Linked DNA regions of Homo sapiens: region 2 is linked to region 1. A link is an interaction called in ENCODE POLR2A ChIA-PET data of the cell type or tissue named here. Cell type or tissue: OCI-LY7. All regions are shown on one strand. Each heading gives the region's core, and the rest is flanking DNA. Links, peaks and the distances in the headings are about the cores only.

Region 1 (12,396 bases), core at 843-3,342:
CAGGATGTAACTCCATTGTAAGCTGAGGAGCATCTGTACCATCGTGGGGTCAGTGAGGGTGTCCTAGGGCCCCACTGCGTAGTCTGGACTTTATCCTGCAGACAACAGAGAACCAGCATAGGTCTGCAAGGCACACACATCAAATTGTTTCTAGAAGGCAATTCTGGGAACAGGATGAAAAGTGAATCGAGGCTGGGCGCAGTGGCTCATGCCTGAAGCCTGAAATCCCAGCACTTTGGGAAGCAGAGCTCGGCAGATCACCTAAGGTCAGAAGTTTGAGACTAGCCTGGGCAACACGGTGAAACCCTGTCTCTACTAAAAATACAAAAATTAGCTGGGCATGGTGGCAGGCGCCTGTAATCCCAGCTACTCAGGAGGCTGAGGCAGGAGAATTGCTTGAATCCAGGGGGGTGGAGGTTGCAGTGAGCCGAGATCAAGACTCCATCTCAAAAAAGAAAAGTGAAGTATATCGAGCAGAAGGAACCTAGAAACCTAAGTCAGTTAGGTCTAAGCAAGGAGGAATAGTAAGGGCCTAGAAGAAGGCAACAGACATGTAAAGGGGATAGAAAACTCAATTTTTCCTCATCTGTAAGATGGGGACACATCTCTTAATGGATGGTTGGTATAAGGATTAGCTGAGATATAGAAAGTTCTTTGCAAAGCAGTTAACACTCACTAAAGGTATATGATGGGCTTATTCTAGAACACTTACATTCAATGCTTCCTATGCCAGCAAACTTTAAATCTCTCTGCCAAAGTAATGTCTTTTTAAAACCAAAAATCCTTCAACTGACAAGCTGAATTACACCTTATTTGGGTTTGTTTTCTTTTAGAGATAACAAATGCACATGTTTTAACAACTCATATTGGTTTGACTTATATTGTTTTCTGGCAGAACCAGAACATCAGTACTTTTAAAAGTTCCCTGAGAGGTTCTACTTTCCAGCCAAGGCTGGGAACCACTACTCTAGGACTCTGCTTCTGAAAGTGCGATCCATGTACCAGAAGTCCTGAATATTGCCTAGGACCTTGCTAGAAATGCAGTATCCCAGTCTCACCTCAGACTTGCATTTTAACAAGATCCCTAGGGGATTGAGAAGGACCTTACAGTTTGTGAAGGAATGCTAAGAGGTGTGTTCTGCCCCTGAAGTGATGAAGTGGGGGCAGTGGTAGTGAGAAGGTCACCTCCATTTGAAAGTCCCTATATCTTTAAAGATAAACTTTCTTGCTGATATTTGAAGCAGCAGCAATGATAGCATTTGAAGCACAATGCAGGGCTAGGCAGTGGCCAGGGCTAAGGCTTTACATCAATTCCTCAGGGAAGAAATTTAGTGCTACCGTTTTGCTTCACATTCAAACACAGAACCTTGCTAGATTGTTTTCCTTTTATCTCGCTGTCGTCCAGGCTGGAGTGCAGTGGTGTGATCTCGGCTCATTACAACCTCTGCCTCCAGGTTCATGCAGTTCTCCTGTCTCAGCCTCCAGAGTAGCTGGGTCTACAGGCGCCCACCACCACACTTGGCTAATTTTTGTATTTTTGGTAGAGACGGGGTTTCGCCATGTTGGCTAGACTGGAACTCGAGACCTCAGGTGATCCGCCAGCCGGCCTCCCAAAGTGCTGGGATGACAGGCCACGGTGCCCAGCCAAATGAATTACTATCTTGAAGGTTAAAATAGCTCAAGGAGGCTGGGTGCGGTGGCTCACACCTATAATCCTAGCACTTTCAGAGGCTGAGGCGGGTGGATCACGAGGTCAGGAGATTGAGACCATCCTGGTTAACATGTTAAACCCTGTTTCTACTAAAAATACAAAAAAAAAAGAGAGAGAGCCGGGAGTTGTGGCGGGAGCCTGTACTCCCAGCTACTCGGGAGGCTGAGCGGGAGAATCACTTGAACCCGGGAGGCAGAGGTTGCAGTGAGCCAAGATAGTGCCACTGCACTCCAGTCTGGGTGACAGAGCGAGACTCAAAAAAAAAAAAAAGCTCAAGGCATACAGCCAAGGGATGGGTACCTAAATTCTCTCCCACATTAAATCTGGAACCCATTATTCTAGAACTGTGGGGAAGAGGCGCTATATGAGCCAAGAAAAGGGGAAGTCTGTACTACCTTTCCGGAGAGCCTTATGATAGCTCTTAAAAGCTCATAACCACATCCTACAACTCTGAAATCCCACACTTGGCATCTTTAAATTAAAAAAACAAAAACAAAACCACAACAAAGAAAAATCCACAAAGCCAAGCACCTGTGATCCCAGCTACTTAAAGAGGCAGAGACAGGAGGATCGCTGAAGTCCAGGAGTTGCCACCAGCCTGGGCAACACAGTGAGACTAGTCCCTTAAAAAATTTTTTTTCAAAATGTTTTTAACCCACGTACCTCTGCACAGGCTGAGGCATCATTTGAAACAAAATTGGGATTAACAAACATTTCAGGGGAATCACTGCTAGGTAGATTATGGAATCCACTGACATACCGATGTTACCGAAAGAAGTTGATCTCATGTGCCGACATGGAAAAAATCACCTGGATACGTAAAACAAAAAGGTACAGACCACCATGTGTATGGAATGTCTATGTTCACATAATCCCATGGAAAAACTGGGAAGGACACACAACAAGCCATTCAGTTGTAGGAGAGGGGAAGTTTCTACACACTGATCTTGTATCCTGCAAACTTGCTGAACTCACTAATTCTAACCATTTAGTAGATTTCCTTGGGATTTCTTACCTACAGATAAAGAGTCTTACTTCCTCCTTTTGGGAGGAGAGATTTTTAATTTCTTTCACAACCGGTTCTCCAACTTGGCTTCACATTAGCATCATCTGGTAAGCTTTTAAAAGCCCAAGGCCAAGGCAGCACCAGCCCTATTAAATCAGAATCTTAGAGTGAGACCCCAGCAGCAGGGTTTTTTTAAAACCAAGGTGATTACAATGTGCAGTCAAGTTTGAGAATCACTGTTCTGAGGCCAGGTGTGGTGGCTCATACCCAAAATCCCAGCACTTTGGGAGGCGGGGGTTGGGGGTGGTGGAGGGGGCGGCAAATCGCTTGAGGCCAGGAGTTTGAGACCAGCCTGGGCAACATGTGAAACCCTGTCTCTAAAAAACATTAGCCAGGTGGTATAATTCCAGCTGCTCCAGAGGCTGAGGCAGGAGGATCACTTGAGCCAGGGAGGCGGAGGTTGCAGTGAGCTGAGATCGTGCCACTGCACTTGCAACAGAGTGAGACCCCATCCTGGGGGGAAGAAAGAGAGAATCACTGTTCTGTAATAACCCGCCCACACCCAAAAAAGTGGTAATGATGGGAGATTTGCCTTGTATTTGCTTTGTGTTCAATTGTCTTTCAAATAAAAGAGTAAAGACAGGGAAGTCTCCCTACACCTATTCTAGTTTGGGGGCTGCCCAATAAAAATAATTTTATTTAATTTTTTGAGACGGGAGTTTTGCTCTCGTTGTCCAGGCTGGAGGGCAATGGTGTGATCTTGGCTCACCGCAACCTCCGCCTCCCGGGTTCAAGTGATTCTTATGCCTCAGCCTCCTGAGTACCTGACATTACAGGCATGCGCCACCACACCCAGCTAATTTTGTATTTTTAGTAGAGACAGGGTTTCTCCATGTTGGTCTGGCTGGAAAAAATAATTTAAAAAAAAAGAGTAAGGACAGTTTGAGACGGGAAAGTGGCTATGAGGAAAGGCTGCAATGGATAGGGGAGTGTGCCCGTGGCCTGCTGTCAAAAGATTCAAATCCTACCTAACAGGGCACATGCCAGCAGGAAGAGGAGTGGAGTCTAAACCCAGGTTTTCATCCGGTCAGTTTGTTTGTTTGTTTACTTATTTATTTATTTAAGACAGAGTCTTGCTCTGTCGCCCAAGCTGGAGTGCAGTGGGCACGATCTCGGCTTACAGCAACCTCTGCCTCCTAGGTTCAAGTGATTCTCCCACCTCAGCCTCCCAAGTAGCTGGGATTACAGGCACACGGCACCATGCCTGGCTAATGTTTGTGTGTGTGTGTGTGCGTGTGTGTGTGTGTGTGTTTTAGCAGAGATGGAGTTTCACACCATGTTGGCCAGGCTGGGCTCGAACTCCTGACCTCAAGTGATCCACCCACCTTGGCCTCAAAAACTGCTGGGATTATAGGCGTGAGCCACCGCGCCTGGCCAGGTCAGTAAATTTAGATTGTGATTCCTTATTAACTAGGCAATCCCATTTCACCCAGATTTATAGCTGTGACTCCCATAGCAATTATCTGATCGCAGGAAAAAGATTAAATGGGATGGGGTAGAGAAGAAAAACAATCCTAACAGCTACCCCACCGGGGGCTAGTTCTCCTTATTTTACATATCAAGGGCCCAAGGCCGCAGACTCTAATTGGCTGTCTGCTCAAAACACAAACCACCTCTCAAGATGGCTGGGAGAAGCCCCACCCCTTTAGAACTAAAAGTTGATCCCAAGGGGTCCTGCCTGTCTCCAGCAGTTAGTTGCTGGTCCCACACCACACCACCACACCCAGCCTCCCAAGATCCCATAAGGGGGCTATACTACAGTGAGGTAGAGACCCAACACTCAAAGCACGCACCTCTGCCCTGGCTTTGGTCCTGTACCCTGGGCCACCCATACCCAGTCCCCAGCACCTTCTGTCACTAGGCTCCCTGCACTTCACCTGCCCTGTTCTCAGTCCTCAGACAGAATGCACAGAATCACCACTGCAGGCCACAACACCCATCTCTGCCTGCTGCTCTGTAGTTTACCAGGACACCACCACTAGCCCTCCCTGCCCAGCTTGTTCCCCAGAGACTGAGGCTCTAAGCCCTCAGACCACCACCTCTAGAGTCACCCCTATAGTCACTGGAGCTACTGAAGAATTACTGCCTGGAAAACATGGTTTCTACAACATTTCCAAGCCAGGGATGGCCTCCTAGAAGGCACTGAATACTGCTACCCATTTCACCCAACCCACAGAATCCAGGATGTCCCACCTAAATTCCCAGTGCCCATCTCTCCCCAGCCTTCACCCCGCACTCTGGACTAGAGCCAGAGACCCAAGGCTGAGCAATCAGGAACCAGGTGTCACTGCTTCTATGCAGTGAGTGGCTCAAGATAAAGCCCTTCTCACACCATTGCTTCCAGGAACAGAAACTGCCTGGCTTGAAGCGCTCCACCAGCACTTGAGAACAGAGATTACCAGATCCCCGAAGAGCAGAGTGGAAGATGTGTTTTTTTCCTTGTTACCAGGGAATTGTGCCTAGAGATGTGAACCATCCTCCAACAAGAACAGAGCCAAGAGACCCTGGGATCAGCAGGCCTTGGCTGGGTCTCACTAAGGGCACCCATTGCCAGGAGACACCTCACAGATGCCCCTCTACCAGCCCCCACTTCCCACTAGTCAAGAAATCAGCTAGGCTAGGTGCGGTGGCTCACGCCTGTAATCCCAGCACTTTGGGAGGCCGAGGCGGGCAGATCACGAGATCAGATCAAGACCATCCTGGCTAATACAGTGAAACCCCGCCTCTACTAAAAATACAAAAAAAAAAAAAATAGCGGGGCTTGGTGGCGGGCACCTGTAGTCCCAGCTACTTGGGAGGCTGAGGCAGGAGAATGGCATGAACCTGGGAGGCGGAGCTTGCAGTGAGCTGAGATCGCACCACTGCAGTCCAGCCTGGGCAACAGAGTGAGACTCCGTCTCAAAAAAAAAAAAAAAAAAATCAGCTAGCCCCTCACTCCCTCACCCCTGAGCCACTCTCACCTCAGTCAAACAGACTTCTTGGAATTGGTAAGATGCCATTTTGCCCAATTTACGTGGTCCGACAGGGCTACAAGAGGTGGTATAAAATGCATCAGGCTTTCCTGAGTGCCCAGGTAGTGCCACCTCTTTTCATACATACACATACCCCTTTAGCCTTACAAGGCTCTTCTGACATCTTCCTTCCTGCACTGGGCCAGACTCTTCGGAGTTGCTCTCTTTGCCCTGAGGTGTTTTTTTTTGTAAACCTGAACTTCTCAACATTTAAGTGGTATCACAGTAGTCCCCAAAGCCTTCCTACTCACAAGCTAATCAAAGGCTGGCTCCTCCCCCAGGCCCAGGACTAAGGGCAGACCTGTCTGCAGTCAGAGAAAAGCCTCCCAGAAGGATGCTGCAGAGCCCTGCCCTAGGGTTGGTGGGGAGGACACTCTGTCATTTTGAATCTGTTGGAATTAAATAGCTGCCTGCTTATTTTTAGCAGGTCCATTTGCCTGGGAATAGATGCATACTGGCTAGTTGCCAAGTGGTCACACAGAGCTGAAGTTAGGCACGTGCTACAGCCACAGGCCTCAGCATTCATCTGCTCACTCCAGGTTCCAAAGGATCTCTTCTTTCTCCAGGGAGGTACCTGCAGCTTCTCAGAACAGCCCTCAGAAAAGTAATGGCCTCACTCTCAACTCAGCTGACAAACCTGGTAACTGCAGGCTACAGCCTTCTGCTAAACAAGAAAACAAATCCCTGGCAATGGTACAGAGAGTGTTGGTCCCAGTGACTAAGCCAATTTGGCTGCAGTGACTGCAAAAAGAGCCGCATGTAACTGATGGGAAAGTCCACCATAAAAACAACAGCTTAGGAGCCAAGTGCCCAACAAGCCCAATGTGGGCTTGGGCCTGGTCAGTGAAGCCACATCCACTTTGCGTTCTGAATGAACATTTACACTGGAATTTGAACATTTCTTCCATTATTCCAGTGTTCACACTGACAAAGGCTGTCCCCAGGTGTTCTACCAATAGGAAGGAGCCTGCCCAAGACACTCCACCTCCAGAGTGCCCAGCTCATTAAGTTCCTGCTGAGGGACTCTTCCCCTTGAAGGGGGTCTTCCAAGGGCAGGGAATCAGAACCTAAAGCCCAGCACTTCAGCCACTGCATTCAGAGAATGACAGCAGTCTGTGGCCAGGCAGAGGCATACTCCCTTCCATGGGAGTTTGGTCGAGGAAAATCACAAACTCGGAGTTCTCCGCAAGATTCCAAAAGCGCCTCTTGGCTTGTATCAGATGCATTTACCTATTTCCTCATCAGGTCACAGTCATTCACCTTGCTCATTCATTCAAATATGTTTAAGTTGCTATAAGCAGAAGATTCTGATCACCAGAAGCACACGATTCTGATGGAAGAATCAATCTCTCTCACTCACTCACACACACACCCCTGCGCCACAAGCAGCTGAGAAGTGGGCAAAGGGAGCCCAGGAAGGCTTTCTCAAAGAGGGCCAGGATTTCCTTAGGCTGCAGTGGGTGGGTAGGGAGGGGGACAGGACATAAATTGAGGTTCTAATATCTTTGGGCATGGGAGGGAACAGTGAGTCCCAAAGTAAAACAGGAAGAAATCCTAGGAGCTGAAGTGCTGGTCAGGCGAGACAAAGAGTTTGACCTTTGCCACAGGAGCCATAGTCGCAGCAGTTGCAACATGGTAAAGTAGAGTAGGTCACAAGAGGTAAAGGTCTCGGTGACCCTCAAGAGTGACTGCTATCCAATACTGGCAGCCACTTAGTCATGGGAGGTTACTGAGCACTTGAAATGTGACCAGTGTGACTAGGGCACTGAATTCTACTTTAGGTTAACTTGAACTCTCCACCTGCAGCTGGCAGCTACCTACTGGACAATGCAGCTCTAAAGGGTGTTCCCAGAAGGCCCCAATGAACAGGAGGGCTGGATACATGCTGCAGCCGCCAACACCTACCTTGCTGGGTAGTGCTCGGTTCTGCCACCAAGGGTGGGGGCGATGGTAGGCCTGGGCTGTGCACCCTCAGCAGCATGGCTGGGCCAGGAATCAGAGTGCTGGAGCCATGGCTCAGGTGTTGGTCCCAGCCCAGCCTCAGTGCTCACAGGACTGTTACCTTCATCCTCAGGGGCCTGTGTAAGTCACAGTAAGCTATGACTTCATGTGGGTACCCTAGAGATCCCAAATTAGCTCACAGTGGGGTTGTGAGGTCCTGTCTAGGACTGTCCCCCACCCTCCATTGTGATGGCCCACAGAGAAGCCAGGGGGGCCAGCACCACCAGACCAGCACACTTTGTGGGTGCTTCTGCCCTTCCACGTAGAGCAGCTGTCAGGAACTCGGGACACTTTCCCAGCCCAATTCACAGAAGGAAGGCCAGAAGCTTAACCCAGTAGTGTCTGAGTACCTGCTTGGCAAAGCCTTCTACGGCCAAAATGAAAACCCTGAATCCACTACCAGGTGCTCTAGGTAAGACAAGACAAGCCAAAAGCCAGAAATACCATCTCTGGACATGGCCTCAAAGTAAGAGCTCCGCCAGCCCAACTAAAAGTTAAACCAACTCCTGCTCTGGAAAACTTAGTACCCGAGGTTGAACTGCCCAGTCTCTTTCCTGCTCTGCTGGCCAAATCCATGGCAGGTCCAAGTCACATGCCTCTTTTCGTGAAGGAAAAATCATCAGCACCTCCTACAAAGGTCTTCCTAATCACTTCATTTTGGGGGTAGGGGTGTGGATTTTAAAACTTTGAAGACTATGTCACACTCACCTTGCCCCTCACCTCTGGCCTTGACAACCATCTTGCTTTACAAGTGAATTCCGCCAGGTTTCTAAAGATGGTCACAACACAGGTGCCAGGAATGCCTTCCTGGGTACATGGAGTTCCCGCCCACGACCACAGAAGACATTACACAAAACTGCCCAAAAAGTATGAAATGGCAATCTGACAACAACCTGACTTAAAAGCCAGTAAAGACATCAGAAAAGATGTTGGTGTGCAGCAAGAAACCCTTCGCAGCACCTCACATGGGCAAAACCAAAGAGGTAAGACCCTGATCTTCCTAATGGCAGACAGTGAACTACGACCACCCCAGAAATCACATAAAAGCATAGAAGGTAATTTCTATTCAACAAATAATTACTGGCACTCACAGAGAAAAGCATGGTGGGACACAAATTAATCAGGCAAGGCACTGCCCTCGAGGCACTTTCAGTCTTGGCGGGGAGTAGTGGAGGGCAGAAGAAAAAAAAAAAAAAAAAAAAAGCCCAAACAGGCCACCACGGTAGCTCACGCCTACAATCCCCAACACTTCGGGAGGATTGCTTGAGGCCAGGAGCTCAAGACCAGCCTGGGCAATATAGTGAGACCTTGTATCTACAAAAAAAAAATTTTTTTTTAATTACCCAGGCATAGTGGCGCACACCTGTAGTCCCAACTACTCGAGAGGCTGAGGTGGGAGAATTGCTTGAACCCAGGAGGCAGAGGTTGCAGTGAGCCGAGATCGCACCACTGCACTCCAACCTGGGCAACAGAGTGACACCTTGTCTCAAAAAACAAGCAATGACCTTTTCTCCAGTGGGCCTGTTACTGCCACTCTCTGCTACTGACCAACTGAAAGTTTTGTCCATAGGACATGGAAGTGCCCTGTTAGGGGTGAAGGAGGAACAGAAAATGGGGTGCCAGTGTCCTCAGACTAGAATGTTCTAGTATCTTGGGGTAGGAATGAGAGAATATAAGCCTGAATGCCAGCATTATGGGAGCCAAGGAGAGTTGGGATGCCCCATTCAATATATAGACTTTCATTCAAGACCCATCTTCAGCCAGGCACGATGGCTCACACCTGTAATCCCAACACTTTGGGAAGTTGGAAGATTACTTGAGCCCAGGAGTTCGAGACTAGCCTGGGCAATGTGGTGAGACCTCATCTCTACAAAAAAAAATTTAAAAGAATTAGTCGGGCATAGTAGTACATGCCTCTTGTCCCAGCTACTGAGCAGGCTGAGGTGGGAGGATCACTTGAGCCCAGGAAATCAAGGCTGCAGTGAGCTATGATGGCATTACTGCACTCCAGCCTGGGGGACAGTGAGACCTGTCTTTAAAAAAAAAAAAAAAAAAAAAAAGTTGGGGGGGACCCATTTTCACCACTCCCTGGTACCCAAATCCAGATCGCCACATTTATAACTTCTCTAAAAAGTGAAGCCAGACCTTCTGCTGGCCTGGCCTGGCGGAAGGGCTCCACAGGCCTAGTTGTCTGCTGACTTCAGCCACCCAACTGAAGGCCCAATCCATGCCTTCAAAGGTGCCTGTCCCTGCATGGATCGGCTGGCTTCTTGTGGGCCACAAACCACGCACACCTTCTCAGCAAGCTACTGAACGATGGGCTCCCCCAAGACAAGGAAATCAACCAAGAAAGGAGGGGCACTGGATCCAGAAACGAGACAAGAGAAGGGGAGAGGGAATTCCAAGGCTGAAGGGGAAGCAGAGCCAGGGAAAAGGGATGCGCCCAGGAGAAACGTGGAACCGTTGCGAGTACCTGGTATGTGGAGCCACAGTGAGAGCCACTTTCCCCCAATGACAGGCATTCCACAGCAATGGTGGAGGCTGCGAGGTGGTCAGGGAACTGGTGAGAGAGACAGAAAATTAAGCAAAAGAAACTAAGGAAATTAACTAGGAGAGGAGAAGAAGAAAATGAAGGAAAAGAAGAAATATGGGAAACTAAAAACCTTGCAGCCATAAACAAGGTTCATATTATAATAATGTATATTCTGAAGATCAACTTGACCAAAACTTGGGCTATCTCTACACTGGGATGATGAGGGAAGAAAAAAGCATAGGAACGAGCTAAATCCTATCTCCCACAGCAGAAAAACAAATCAGATAATAATCCTTAAAAAGAAAGAAAATAATACTACTGACAATGGTGGGGACAGCTGGAAGAATTGAAAGTAATGGGGGTGGGGGGCAGTGGGCAAAGGACTGTCCTTTCAAGCCTTGTACACAGTCAAAAGCCAAATCCTTTCTACAAGTAATGTTTTGATAGAAAACACGTTATTAAGATACATACAAGTAGCAATGCATGCTCTATTACCACACAGCTTTATGTTTCTTATTAACCATCCTAAATTTGCATTAATGTCAACTCATCTGTGTACAAACTTGTAAGGCCTTATTTTCCTATAATAATTGATGCCAATTTTGCTTCAGAGACCCCCAGCTGCCCAGCTGACATAATAGTAATATCAAAAAGAGAGCATGCTTATTGACAGGTTAGATCCCTCTGGAAGCAAGGCATTGAGGGCTAGCCAGCATCAGATGGCTGGACCTCTCAGGGCCAGTCATTTAACAAAGAGTTTAACACGCACTGTGAGCCAAGTTCGCTGGGCACATAAGGCAAAGAGATCCCTCAGGAAGCAAAGGTGGAAGGAAGGGTAGAGAGTCAAATTACAGGTAAGATACTGCAAAGATTCCGCGACTTAAATATAAAGACCTGCAGCCTCTCTCAACTGATTGAGAGAACTGAGCCCTAAGGCTGCCCTTGCATGTGATGAATTACCTATATCCCTGTGCGTGTAGCAGGGCACCAGCTGGGAGAGTTGAGGAACGGTCACCTAGTCCTTTTCTGTGTGCTGTGGTTGAAATGAGAAAGGCTGGATGGAGCACTTGGAAGGGGAAGCTGCAGACAGAATGAGGCGGGAATGCCTCTTGGAAGAGGTGGCATCAGAACTGGAACACTTGAGAACTGTGCCAAGATCTGGGGGGAAGCAGGAGGAGAGCGGGGAGAAAGTTCCAGGCAGGAAGAACATGTGCCAAAGTCCTAAGGCAGGAACAGGCTTGGCTGACTCAAGAGGTAGCAAGAGGGGAGGTGAAGATGAGGCAGAGCATGGCTCTCAGAAAAAGGGCTCTCCAACATCACTGCGCGGAAGGCCAGTCGGACTCGCAAGAACCCCAAGGGACACGGTCCACCAAACTTTCTCCAGAGGGGAAAGCGATGTGCCTGAAGAGCCAAGGGGCTTTAGTTCTTAATTAATAAGCAGAAGCTGCTTCCAGACTTGATTCCTGAAACAGGATGCCTCTGTGGCTGGTAGCATGACAGGTACACTGTGTAGGTAAACAGGGGCTTGCTTTTACCTTTAAGTTCTCAGCGAATACACTTGCCAGGAAGCCCTGTGGCCACACCACACATTAGCCTTACAGAGCCACCACTAAGGGTAAGGGATAATAAGCCCCCCTTACTCTCAGGCTCCCTCAAAGGAACCTGTTCCAATAAGGCAGTCCAGCCCCAGGAGGCGGACACACACAGCCTACGTAAGCCCTTGCCACTTCTTTGAATCAGACTTTGCAAAAAACAACCTTGCTCTCCAGCCAACATAAACCATAGGCAACAGAGGGCCTTATAAGGCTTGAAGCTTTCTTAATCAGAAACAGTTAGATGGGCTGGAGTTAGCAGCTCCAAGTTAGAGGGAAGGAGGAACTGAAAAGGAGAGAAGAAAGGGTGGCCTAGGGAACCAGCAAGCTTGCTGGTCAAACTGCTTTTTCATCCCTCTTCAGCTTCTGTGTCATCACAGTAAAGAATTCTCACCGGGGGTCTATGGCCATGCCTCCTTTCATGTTTGCATTTTGGTTTAAGCCAGAGGAATCAGACTGCCCACCAATCCACACTATTAGAG
Region 2 (12,396 bases), core at 6,277-8,776, 400 kb before region 1:
CTCCTTACACCCAAATCATGACTCAGATCTTTGTAAATGAGTATTGACAGAATAACCAACCCTCCTACTTAATCCCTGAGCCACACAACACCCTAAGGGGGAAAAAAGAACGGAGAGGGAAAAACCCATATCTTCCCTTAAAAAAAAAAAAAAAAAAAAAAGTATCAATTCAAGCTGCTTCAAGACCCAACAAGTATGTTTTTCTTTCATTTATTTCTACATCAACACTCTGAAGGATAAAGATCTTTCTCATTTCAAGAGCTGTCAATTTGCTTTAGTGCCATGTTTTCATCTGTTTGAGGTAAAGAGGAATTACAAAGCAGGCAAATGAAATAATGCACTGCAATCTAACATATTTTGGCAATTCAAATTGGGACCAGGGAAAAAGGAAATTAAACAAGAATGACAGGCCCACAGCACACCTGTGCTGTACCCCACTGGTCCACCCCTGTCTTCCCTCCACTTGCTAACTTTATAACTTGATGAAGTCTTCAGTGCTTTGCTGAAAACTGTACTATTTGCTGCACCCTAATTCTTCAAATCATTTCTACATTTTGCACAACTCATACAACATTTTGCTTTCTGAAGCAGAAAAAAAAATCCCTTAGCTGCTGGAAAACTGTCAGGCGCTATTACTCTCAAGACCCCCTTGAAATAGTACAGGGGCCAACGTCCTGTTCCTGGTAGATTTACTACACTTCCCTATATAAATTAACAAAGACAAATTCTTGTTGAAATCAGACTGTGTGAGGAATCCTTACCCTCTCAAGCCTAAGGGTTCAATTACAATGGAACTTAAAAATAAATAAAAGGAAATCTTAATCTCCTCTCAGGGTCCTCCTCTACCAATAATGATGCCCCATGAAGATTTTTGCCTAATTCATTTACATTTCTTTTTTTGTCGTTTTTAATTAAACTGCTCCTCAACTACTCAGCTCTATAATTTTTCCTACTTTAGCTCCAGAACTAGGGATTTTCTAAGAACGATAGGAATTTCCAAGGTCAAGATGTCTCTGTAGATCTCAGGAACTATGTGGCACTCAAGAAACTGCCCTTCATCACCACAGGAGAAGCACAAGGAGCTGGCCAGAGGGTTTGAGAGCCCGGGAGGGGGGTGAGGCTCCCTGAGGGACTGCAGTGAAGGAGCCCCTCCGCCCTAACTGCTGTCAATTTAAAATCAAATGATGGCAAATGTGGTCATGGGCATATAGTCCTGTCTTTTGCAGAATCCCATCTGCTTGGTGACACTGTCGAATTCTAGATTTATAAAAGGCATTGCAGTTCTTCTGCCAATGACCCATGTGTCCACAAACAGTGCCTGCTAGGGCACCTAGACCCAGGTCCCAGCTCACCAGTACAGACTAATGGGAGAGGCCAGAAACTCTAGAGCTAGACTCCCTGGGCTTGGATGCTGGCTCTAGTATTTATTAGCTGTGTGACATTGGGCAGATTACTCAACCTTTCTGTGCCTCTGTTACTTCACTTCAAGTTGGTACCTATCTCATAGTGCTGTTATGAGCATTAAGAGATGCTAATTCAGCCGAGCGTGGTGGCTCATGCCTGTAATCCCAGCACTTTGGGAGGCTGAGGTGGGTGGATCACCAGAGGTCAGGAGTTTGAGACCAGCCTAACCAACACGGTGAAACCCCATCTCTACTAAAAATACAAAAATTAGCCAGCAGTGGTGGCGGGCACCTGTAATTCCGGCTACTCAGGAGGCTTAGGTAGGAGAATCGCTTGAACCCGGGAGGTGGAGGTTGCAGTAAGCCAAGATCATGCCACTTCACTCCAGCCTGGGAGACAGAGTGAGACTCTGTCTCAGAAGGAAAAAAAAAAAAAAAAAGGAAGAAGCTAATTCATGTGCAATATTCTGGCACATAAGAAGAACTAAACAGCTGCCATCCATTATTATTACATCCTCAGCGAGCTGGTCAGAAGATCTAGTATTGTTCATGTCTGAGGACCTCCCTCTTTCTACAGTTAGGATGTTGATGCTAAGTGAAGTTAAAATTAGTGGCAAGGCTGGCTTCACCTGAGCAAGGAGTACCCAGGATGAGACACAATGGCCACTTTCTCTAACATCTATCTGTCCAGCCCATGCTGCCCACATGGGAGGCAGCCGTGTCCTGCCACAAGGCTGCAGAAGCATGGAAAACCAGGCAACAGAGAGGGACAGACAGGCTTGTGCCGACATGAGATGGTTTCTGTGATTTACAGCCAAGTCTTAACTAAGACTCTGCGGCCTCTGAGTTCTGTTCAACGAGGAAATTAACTCACTGAGGCCAACCTCTATTCCAGTGAGGACCCCCTGTGTCATCCTGCATAGCAAAGAGATTCAGCCCTTACCTGAGGAGGCTACTCTGGCCAGATGGCAACAGGTGACAGCAGCTTCAGAGCTATTACCCTAAGCCCACTTAATGCCCTAACAACTGGGCTGAATGAGCTCCTTCTGTTCAGCAAATGGGCAGCCCTTAACTTAAAAAGAAGTTTGTCAGAGGCAGTGGTGCTACCTTTAGAATCCATTCATTCATTTGAAAAAAAAAATTAATCAACTCATATTTACCATATTAGGCCCAAAGACTTTTTAAATGAGGAAGACTTGATTCCTGTCCTTGAGTTCATGGGGACAGAGGCGCCATCAGTGCAGGATACGTGATAAGTGCTCTAGGCTGTGCAGGCCCCATGCAGCGCACATACAGGCACTCTGTCAAGGCCCAGTTTTTAGTCATTCATTCATGCACTCAAGGGCTCTGAATACTCAGGGTAAAAATGACACTAACTTAGCTGGGGGAGACGGTTCATCACAAAAATGGCAGGAGGTGGTTTCTAAGCAAAGGGGCACCAGGGACCTGGTAATGGAGCAGCAGGTGTGTGTGTCTGGAGTGGAATGTAAGCCACGGGAGCAGGGCAGGGAAACTGCAGAAAGCACAGCTGTCTGTGTGGGCCTGGCCTGTGTGAGCTGCGGAATGGCTGGGCCTCCACCCTGAAGGTGAGGTTCTGGCTTTTCAGAAAGAAACCTGGGGGAACAAAATGATGTCAGAGAGACCACCTTCAGTCTCTGCTGAAACCAATACCCCATTGCCAAATAGCCTGGGGGACATCCAACAGTGCCAACTGAGGTCAAGGGGTCAGGGGCTTAATCAACCCTGCTGTGCACGGTGACACAGCAGGCCAGAGGCAGAGCTGGGGTTAGTACGCTGCATCAACCCCGGGAAACAACATCCGTACGCACGAGAGAAACCTGCCTCCCCAGGGCAACACCCCGCTCCAGGAGCAAATGAGAGGCGTTCTGAGCCAGCAGGACTTGAGCCCAGATGGTCTCGAAAGCCGAGGAGCCCCAGTCTCAAGGCACGCAGGAAGGAAAGATGACTATTCCAGCTTAATGAACCTTCTCTGTGTCTCTGGGTAAGTGTGGGGTGGGTGGCGGTAAGGGGAAGGAGAGGCTACTCAATATATTTGAGCGGGTGGGTCGCCACTCTACCTTTTATTCTACTCACTTCACATTTGCGGTTTATTAATGCGCCTTCCTTTGTTCCACCCTGACGTCTGCATGACCATGGTAAGTTCCTGCCAGAGCATCCGCTCCCTGAGGGCAGGGCCCATGTCTTTTCCATCCTTCAGGCTGCACCTGGGACCCTGCTCTGGGGACTCAGTGCACCATGCTGGCTGACCCCCTCTGGTTCTAGAACAGGTATCAGTGGAAAAGCATAAATCGCTGTCCCTGCCTGGATGTGGTGGTGACCTCCTCCAAAGGGTCAAGACTGACTGATACCCCTGGAGTTTCTGATCACCAAGCAAAGCTGGGATTCCAGGGACAGAAGCATCTGCTTGGTGGATGCATGGCAGGCACAGCTCCCTCCCACCTCCAGAGAGCGGGATACAGCGAGGCAGAGACAGGACAAGAGCTAGCCCTGGGGATTTAAATGCCTGCTCCCAACCCCAGTTTATGTGCCATGGACTAAAGCCAGAGAAACACAAAAATGTGCCATAAGCCTATTTTCTAAAAGGTGTTTCCAGATGAGTGTTCTGCCTTGGCCAGCTCCAGCAGACTTTAGAACTCGCATGGCTTTTAAAACCAAGAGGAGGCCGGGTGTGGTGGCTCACGCCTGTAATCCCAGCACTTTGGGAGGCAGAGGTGGGTGGATCACCTGAGGTCAGGAGTTTGAGACCAGCCTGGCCAACATGGTGAAACCCTGTCTCTACTAATAATACAGAAATTAGCCGGGCGTGGTGGCACACACCTGTAATCCCAGCTACTTGGGAGGCTGAGGCAGGAGAATCACTTGAACCCGGGAGGCGGAGGTTGCAGTGAGCCGAGATCGTGCCATTGCACTCCAGCTTGGGCGACAAGAGCAAAACTCTGTCTCCAGAAAAACAAAAGACAAAACAAACAAACAAACAAAAAAAAAAACAAGAGGAGTGCAACATTATTTAGGAGCTCACGCCAGTGGAACCAAAGGCTTATGAGCATCTTGTTATAAAATATCAGGGTAGGAAGAAACGAGAGGGCTCCCTGGGGATGGGGCCACCATTCACAACATCCCACCTCATCAAGAGGGCCTCAGGGGCCCAGGCACCCTCCCCACCCAAGGCCATCCATACCAGCCCCCAAAGAGGCCTGCAGAAAACCCAGCCACACAAAAGGCTGAAAGTCCTATGGGACCAAGACAGAGGAAGGAGTAGATGGGGAAACCTCGTGGGGCAGAACGGTGGTGTGACAAACAGCGCAATTAAGAACAAACTGACAACAAATACGTGGCAGGCCCAGCACACATGAAAAATGCACCCTTTCTGCCTCCCATGCCCCAGGTGAAGAGGCAAGCTGAAACAGACATTTAAACCAATGGGCAAATGCAGTGACTGATTGTGGCACAATCAGGTGCTACAACAGAAGGAATGGAGAAACTGCCATTTGGCCAAAAATCTTCAGGAATGACACTAATCGTAAAGGATGGGAAAGTTTTGAAAAAGCAGAAAAGACCTTGTGAAGGTGTCATGTGGTAGAGACAACTGAATTAATCATGGGGGGACTGCATTTGCTTGGCAATGCCTTGGGTTTGGAGTTGAAGAAGGAGCAAAAAGCAAGCAACCAGCTGGGCATGGTGGCTCACGCCTGTAATCCCAGCACTTTGGGAGGCCGAGGTGGGTGCATCACCTGAGGTCAGGTGTTCGAGACCAGCCTGGCCAACATGGTGAAACACCATCTCTACTAAAAATACAAAAATTAGCCGGGCATGGTGGCAGATGTGTGTAATCCCAGCTACTCAGGAGGCTGAGGCAGGAGAGTCACTTGAACCCGGGAGGCGGAGGTTGCAGTGAGCCAAGATCACACCATTGCACTCCAGCCTGGGCGACAAGAGTGAAACTCTGTCTCAAAAACAAAACAAAACAAAAAGCAAGCAACCAAGATGACGCCAGACTGGTGAGGCCGACTCAATATTCTTCCATTTGTGGGCGGCATAACGCACACAAATTCTCCCTGGATAAATTCTTCCTCACTCTCCCCCTCACTCCTTTCCACTTGAGAGAAAAAATATTTAAGAGAAACACTCTCTAGACGGCTGAAATTTCCCCCTCACTAGCTCAATTTAGTTATTTATCAGAACACTTCGGTGCAGTTATTTTCAGACTTCCACATGAAATAGTAATACTTAGCACTTCCAATTCGTCTCCCAAGCAGTTTTCAAATGTCAGCTCATTAATCCTCAAAACCCTTGAGAAGCAGCACTTTGCCCCATCTCTCAGACTGGGAAGATGGAGGCAGGGCTGCCCGAGGATCCCTGTGGATTTCTGCAATGACTCGATGCTGATCTGACTCAGGGGTCCTCTCACTTGGACCACAGAAACCATTTTTCATCGAAGATGACACTGTACTTTAGGACTTGAGGACTCTATTCTAATGAATGGGTCCCGGAACAGCCTTGTGGCCTCTGACCATGGGTGCATGAACACGTGCAAGAACACGCTCCTTCAGCACTTTATCCAGCCAGGTGCAAGCCTCCCAGCACAGCCCACTGTCTGCCATCAGCAGGTGCCCTACATCTCCCAGTTCCTATCTCCCCTTGGCCAGGCCTGCCGGGCTCACGCGCGTATCTGTGAGCTGCACTCTGTTTCCCATGTCTTGCCAATCCCACACATCTGATGGCATCTGAACCAAAACATCACTTTCTGGGGGCAAACTATAGGCTTTGGAAGAGGCCTTCCAAAGAGGGGCTTATGTCCCATGGTATGGCTTTTCTTTGCTCCCTGAAAGAAACACTTCCAGACTTCTTCCCAGCCAGCATCAAATCTTTTAAGCTATTTGGAGCACCCTAAACTTTAGCCTTCAAATGCATTTTGTATTCATCACTTTAAAATGAGATTTAAGGTTCCTGTCATTTGAATCTTCACTTTATTAGTGAAGAAAATGTGTTGATTTTCCTGTGGGCAGGACAGGGAAAGAAAGGGCTGTCAGTGTAGATGCCTCAAATTCTGTACATGGTAGGGGCTGGAGGTCCGGGAAGTCTGCGCTGGATACGGGCAGCAGAGGAAGGGGTGGTGTGGTTGCAGTGTGTGGCATTGAGGTGGGGGTCTCATATCAATGCAGAATGGCCTGTCCAGAGCTGCCAGCCAATAGCGGGCCACAGGCAAGGGAATGGGTGACGAAGCACTCAGGATGGCTTTCCTCTGTCCTGGCCATGAGCTCCCAGACACAGCTGCTGCTGACCTGCAGCAGGAGTTTTAAAAGGGCAATGCCTGCTGCTGCTGCGCTCTGAAGTAGGTCTTCACTAAACACTAACTCATAAACGACCCTGGCCCTTTATCTAGCATCAGCTGGCTTGGTGCCACATCTAATGCACAGCAAGGATTAAAAAGAAAATGCAGCAAGCCAGGCATGGCGGCTCACACCTATCATCTCAGGACTTTGGGAGGCTGAGGTGGGAGGATCGCTTGAGGCCAGGAGATCGACACCAGTCTGGGCAATACAACAAGACCCGTCCTACAAATTTAAAAGCAGAAAAAAATACACCCTCTGTCTTGTTGTTTGATAGACAAATACACCGGAGTGGACGTCATATGGTCATCATCCCCTTCAAAGAAGTCACCATGGAAGGCCCTGTCTTTATTCACTAAGACTTGAAATATTTTCTTGAAACTTTGGTGAGGCGGGGGTCAGGGGGGTGGGGAATTCCCTTCTAGTCAGTTCCCAACTCATGCAAAACAACTAGTCATTATTTTATAGTCCTATTGCATTTTGGTCCAAAAACAGCATAATCAATCTTGGCCACAAGTCATTTGGAACCAAGACTGGCAATGGTTTCCAAAAATCACATCCACTTTCAAAGGCCAAAGATTTATCACCAGTGAGGATATTCAGAAGAAAATGCTAGAGTCTGAATATGAGTTCACAGTGAACACTTTGAAACTGCGCAGAGCAAAGGCAGGATCTTTGGAAGAAGTACACAGACTCCCACTTTGAAGAAGACACACTGCATCTGTAGGAAAAAGCCCAGTTCTCAATGCTTCTTAGTCATTGTCGGGGGTGGGGGAGACACACACACACACACACACACACACACACACACACACACACACACACACACACAGAGAGACAAAGACAAAAACCAATGGGAAGAGATTTACACCCCCCCCCCCCAACACACACAGAGAAACAGATAGATTGAGAAAGACAAATTCTTCATTTAACAAATCTTGGAGGTAAAATAAAAGGGAGGGAAATAAGAAAGGGTTTTTTATAGCTTCATACCAAATACATTATGGATTCAACACTAGGAAAACATTCACCATGTCAATGTACAACAAAATTAGCATCTTTAAGATGTGTTTAACCAAGCAGCAGGGAGGTTTGTGAGTCTGGGCTGGGCCTGCACTGGCTTGAAAATCACCCTACAGATCCTCCCTGACCCCAACATACACACCATTTCCAGGCATTTCCTAGCTGTCAGAAATCTGTCTTCATGAGATTTAAGTCCTTCCCCTCCCAAGACGCCCTGTCTAACCCTGGCTGTCCCCACAGTCTGTACATGGAGGAAGACACAGGAAGGTTTGCCCTTCAACAGGCACAAAAAGCAAGCTCCAGATTTGCTCAACTCGAATCAAAAGGGCTAAACACATCCAGATGTTTGAACGGTTCTGGAAGACGAGGCAGAGCCCCCTCCACTCCCATGGCCTCCCCCGACAGCAGCCTTCTCCCTACTCCCTCGGAAGGCCAGGGGAAGACCTGCCAAGACAAAATGGCTGTTCTCGGGGACGGTGAGATGACTGCGAACGTTCCCAGGGAACATGGCATCAGGAGCACACCAGAAAGAGCAGACCCACAGCCAGAGAAAGAAGCGATGTTTATCCACTTGTGAGACATCTGGAAAATGAAAGAGGCTACAAGCCATCTTTATCACATCTCTGTGCATACAAATACACCACGGAAAATTACAGATCCCTCTCATCTACCAAATGAGCCATAATAACCCCGCAGGTTTTCCCCGAGTCCTTTAGACACTCCGCCTTACACTGTTTATCACGAGGGAGACAAGTGGAGAACCTTGGAAATGTAAAGGAAGATGAGCCCACGCCTTTCAAAGAGAAAGAGCCGGAGCAGGGAAACCCTGATCGTGGCTAATTGGCCCATCAGGGTCCTGCCCTGGACAGACCTAGGTGAGGGCGTCTTTAAAGAAAACGTCCCACCTCCGCTTGCCACAGAGATTTCTAAGGTTTGCCCACTGTCCTTTTGTAAGTGCCTGCTGGGTAAGTGTGGAGATAAGATGAGTATTACATTATGATGCTTCCTCATGCATGAAACTCTGTTTTAAAGAGAGTCTGGAGGGGGCCATCAGGAAGGGAGAGCCTGAGCAGTGGAGGTAGAAGGAAGGCTGCTTTATTTAGAGAAGTCTCAGCTACAGAATAAAACTGCTTTACCTGCAAAGGAAAACTCATTAAAGTTTCTCTTTGGTTCCAGAGAAAGAAATCTACAGCCACAGAATTTCAGAGAAACTGCTTTTATTTCCCATATGCTTTTCACCTTGTCCCCCGACTCCACCCTGACTTACATACTAACTTGAATATATACACAACCCCCCGCCGCACCCCCAAACCAAGATGGCACTCGGCCATACCAAATAACCACTGGCATAGCTTTAACCTGAAATTTCATTCTCTCTTGGTTTTTACTCCCCTGGCAAAAGAGTGAATAGCCTACCAAGTTGTACACATTTCTGCTTAAGCAACTCTGGTGAGGCATTCTTTCTAAAAGCAAGGAATACCTGCATATGTTAGGGGATGAGCTTTTTCCTTGTTAATTTGTTCAGTAAGTCTGGAAGACCCCACCCCTTTTTATTAAATAGGAAAACACGTCAAGGAAAATGTAAGAATATACCTAAACTCCCAACCTTCCCTTATGTCCATGCTTTCTCTGGGGTTTTCTAGGCCCCAGGTGCTCTACCCCCTCTCTGTAACTCTCCCAGGCTCCCTTTTCTTCTCTCACCCCATAAAACTCCAGGGCGTCATCCATCCTACCTGATCCATGGCCCCCACCCTCGCCATCTGAGCTCTCTCCCCTATGCAAGAAGGTGGCAAGAAGAGCCATTGCCTCTCTGTGCTCTGTTGCCAGGCCTGTCCCCAGAGCAGCAGGCTCACTTCTTTGCTGTTGGTTTCCCGTGACATGGATATTCTGGGACCTCCAACCCCAGCACATCTTAACAATGACAAACACACCTTCCCCCAGACTCCATTTCAACTAGTGACCCCAACCTCCTGCAGTTGAAAGCTTTACACTCTTGCCCGGTCCTCTGTCTTCCAAGCTACCCCATCCCATTCTATTATTTCTTCCTTTGATGGGACCCCCCATTCTCCCCTTTCCTTACTTTTTCTTCTTTTTTTTTTTTTTTAAATGGAGTTTCGCTTTTGTTGCCCAGGCTGGAGTGCAATGGTGTGATCTCGGCTCACCACAACCTCCGCCTCCCAGATTCAAGCAACTCTCCTGCCTCAGCTTCCTGAGTAGCTGGGATTCCAGGCGCCTGCCACCTGCCCGGCTAATTTTTCGTATTTTTAGTAGATTCGGGGTTTCACCGTGTTGGTCAGGCTGGTCTCGAACTCCCGACCTCAGCTGATCCACCCGCCTCGGCCTCCCAAAGTGCAGGGATCACAGGCGTGAGCCACTGCGCCCAGCCACTTTTTCTACAACTCTCTTTGCTTCAGAACCTTGTCACTGTAAGTTGTGACCTAACACAAGATGGCCACCTTCCTGGCATCACTGACTGTGACCCGGTTACTTTTCCTGAAGGATCACTGAAAACCTTCCATGTCTCCGACTGCCCACAGGGAAATATCCAAGCACTCATGGCCCGAGGCAAGCTACCCTGCCTTCCAGCATCACATCTAGGTCCCCTCGGACGCACACCCCCAGTCAAGTCCACTGGTCTGTCATTCCACTGAATTCTCTCCAGCCCTTTACTTAGGAGGAACATGACTTTGTCTGTGTTCCACAGAAGGGAAAACTGAAGGAAAGGCATGAGGAGAATCCCGGGGGGCTGCCTTGTGAGGTCATAACGGGAGGGCACACAGCCTCAAGAGCTAGCAACAAGGAGGCTGGATGGGAGACCACGGGAAGGGAGGGTGCCCTGCAGGAAGAGGCGGAACCGAGAGGGCAATGCCCTGGCATCGGCCACCTTCACAGCATCATGAAGGAGGAGGATCCGTGGAGGAGAAACCAAAGTCTGGGGAATTTGAGAGGTCAGAGCCATGGTCAGGGGAAGAGAAAGTTTCTGTCAAAAACCTCTCTCCCGGCCGGGCGCGGTGGCTCATGGCCTGTAATCCCAGCACTCTGGGAGGCTGAGGCGGGCAGATCATGAGGTCAGGAGTTCGAGACCAGCGTGACCAACATGCATCTCTACTTAAAATACAAAAATTAGCTGGGCATCGTGGTGCACGCCTGTAGTCCCAGCTACTCGAGACGCTGAGGCAGGAGAATCGCTTGAACCTGGGAGGCGGAGGTTGTCGTGAGCCGCGATTGCGCGACTGCACTCCAGCCTGGACAACAGCAAGACTCTGTCTCAAAAACAAACAAACAAACAAACAAAAACAACTCTCTCCCTAAACCATAAGCACCTGTGAACAGGAACCACATCTTATGCCTTCTCTGCCCCTCACCCCAGACCCAGGACTCAATGACTACTTGCTGACTGACTGACGGATGAACGTCAGCTCTGGGGACTGAGCAATTGCTCTGGAACTTTAAAGACCTGGAGTCTTTTGCTGATGTGTGAAGTGACCTTGGGCTAGTTGACAAATGTGCTGTTTCTAATCTGTTATAAAGGAGGGCCTGCAAAACCTCTTATTTTTTAATACATGTGTCATATATACATGGCAGAAACTGCCTATGAGCAAAGAGAAGAAAATACAAATCACCCACTGTTAACACTTCAGTGTTTATTTTCAGACCTTTTCCTAGCAAAACGTATATGTGTGTGTAATGACATTTTTAATAAAAAAATAAATCACATGCAGAAGATATAGTAAAGAACACTTATTAAAGTAATTTGCCAACTCCTTGTGCCCTGATTTATTGAGACTTCATCCTTAAATATGTATCACTATTGGGTAGCTGAATATAACAAAACTCCCCATCAGCTCTCTTTCATTCCTTGGACTCGTATCAGTCTCTAAGCCACCCCTGAACTGTGATTTATATGACAGCTTGGGAAAAGCCAACTGGGGACAATCAATGGAACAGACGGAGATAGGCCTGGTGAATGTGCATGAATTAAAAGGAAAACTCCATTGTAATAGGAACAAGATTCTAATCACCACACCTAATTACAAAGAGGAGTAAATCACTGAAAAAAAAAATTAAGTGTCTCATACAGAACAAACAAAGCAATTAGTCATAAACAGAAGCTCAGGGCTTGGTGAGCAAGCCAGGGCCCAGGCCCAATCCACCAGCTGTGCATCTGCTCCCAAGACCACTTGGGGGCCATGGAGGGTGGGCTGTAAGGTCAGAGCAGAGCCTGGGTATGTAATGGTGCTGGGGAAGGGTAGGTGGTCGGTTCCCAACACATGCGCCTCTGTGCACAAACACGCAAACAGCCTCATCAGGACCTCTGATCACAGTAGTGACCCAGCATTAGATGCTAGAAGGCTTAAATCTAGAGCCCAGACCTTCCTGCATGACAGAATGATGACTATATATATATATATATATATATATATATATATATCTCAGAGTCATCTTCTCCATTCCCTGTCCATATCCCTCAAACAACAACAATAATAATAGCAGCTAATTCTTATTACACAATTACTGTAGATCTGACACTATGCCGGCCATTTCACAAAGTTATCTAGTTCAATTCACACATTACACCTTCAAAGGATGCACTATTATCATCGTCTCCATGTTATCAA

What was found. Peaks named below come from ENCODE experiments on the same cell type or tissue, not always from the same donor. Only the 100,000 strongest peaks of a DNase experiment are listed, where the experiment ranks them.
Region 2: POLR2A ChIA-PET joins it to region 1 with 7 read pairs; 2 of 35 experiments call an interaction of 5 or more read pairs at or near these places.

Annotation. Positions count from the first base shown.
Region 1 is chr17:57,092,061-57,104,456 of GRCh38, reverse strand. The region is part of intron 1 of AKAP1 (A-kinase anchoring protein 1); the gene reads right to left. Among named protein-coding and RNA genes, the nearest start is that of AKAP1, 13 kb to the right of the region's middle. RefSeq lists enhancers at 5,316-5,395, 11,074-11,573. In OCI-LY7, for the core only: no CTCF peak of the experiment used is centred there; a DNase peak (open chromatin) is centred at 2,146.
Region 2 is chr17:57,502,416-57,514,811 of GRCh38, reverse strand. The region is part of intron 6 of MSI2 (musashi RNA binding protein 2); the gene reads right to left. Among named protein-coding and RNA genes, the nearest start is that of MSI2-AS1, 100 kb to the left of the region's middle. RefSeq lists enhancers at 2,604-3,197, 3,198-3,792, 7,583-8,110. In OCI-LY7, for the core only: no CTCF peak of the experiment used is centred there; no DNase peak of the experiment used is centred there.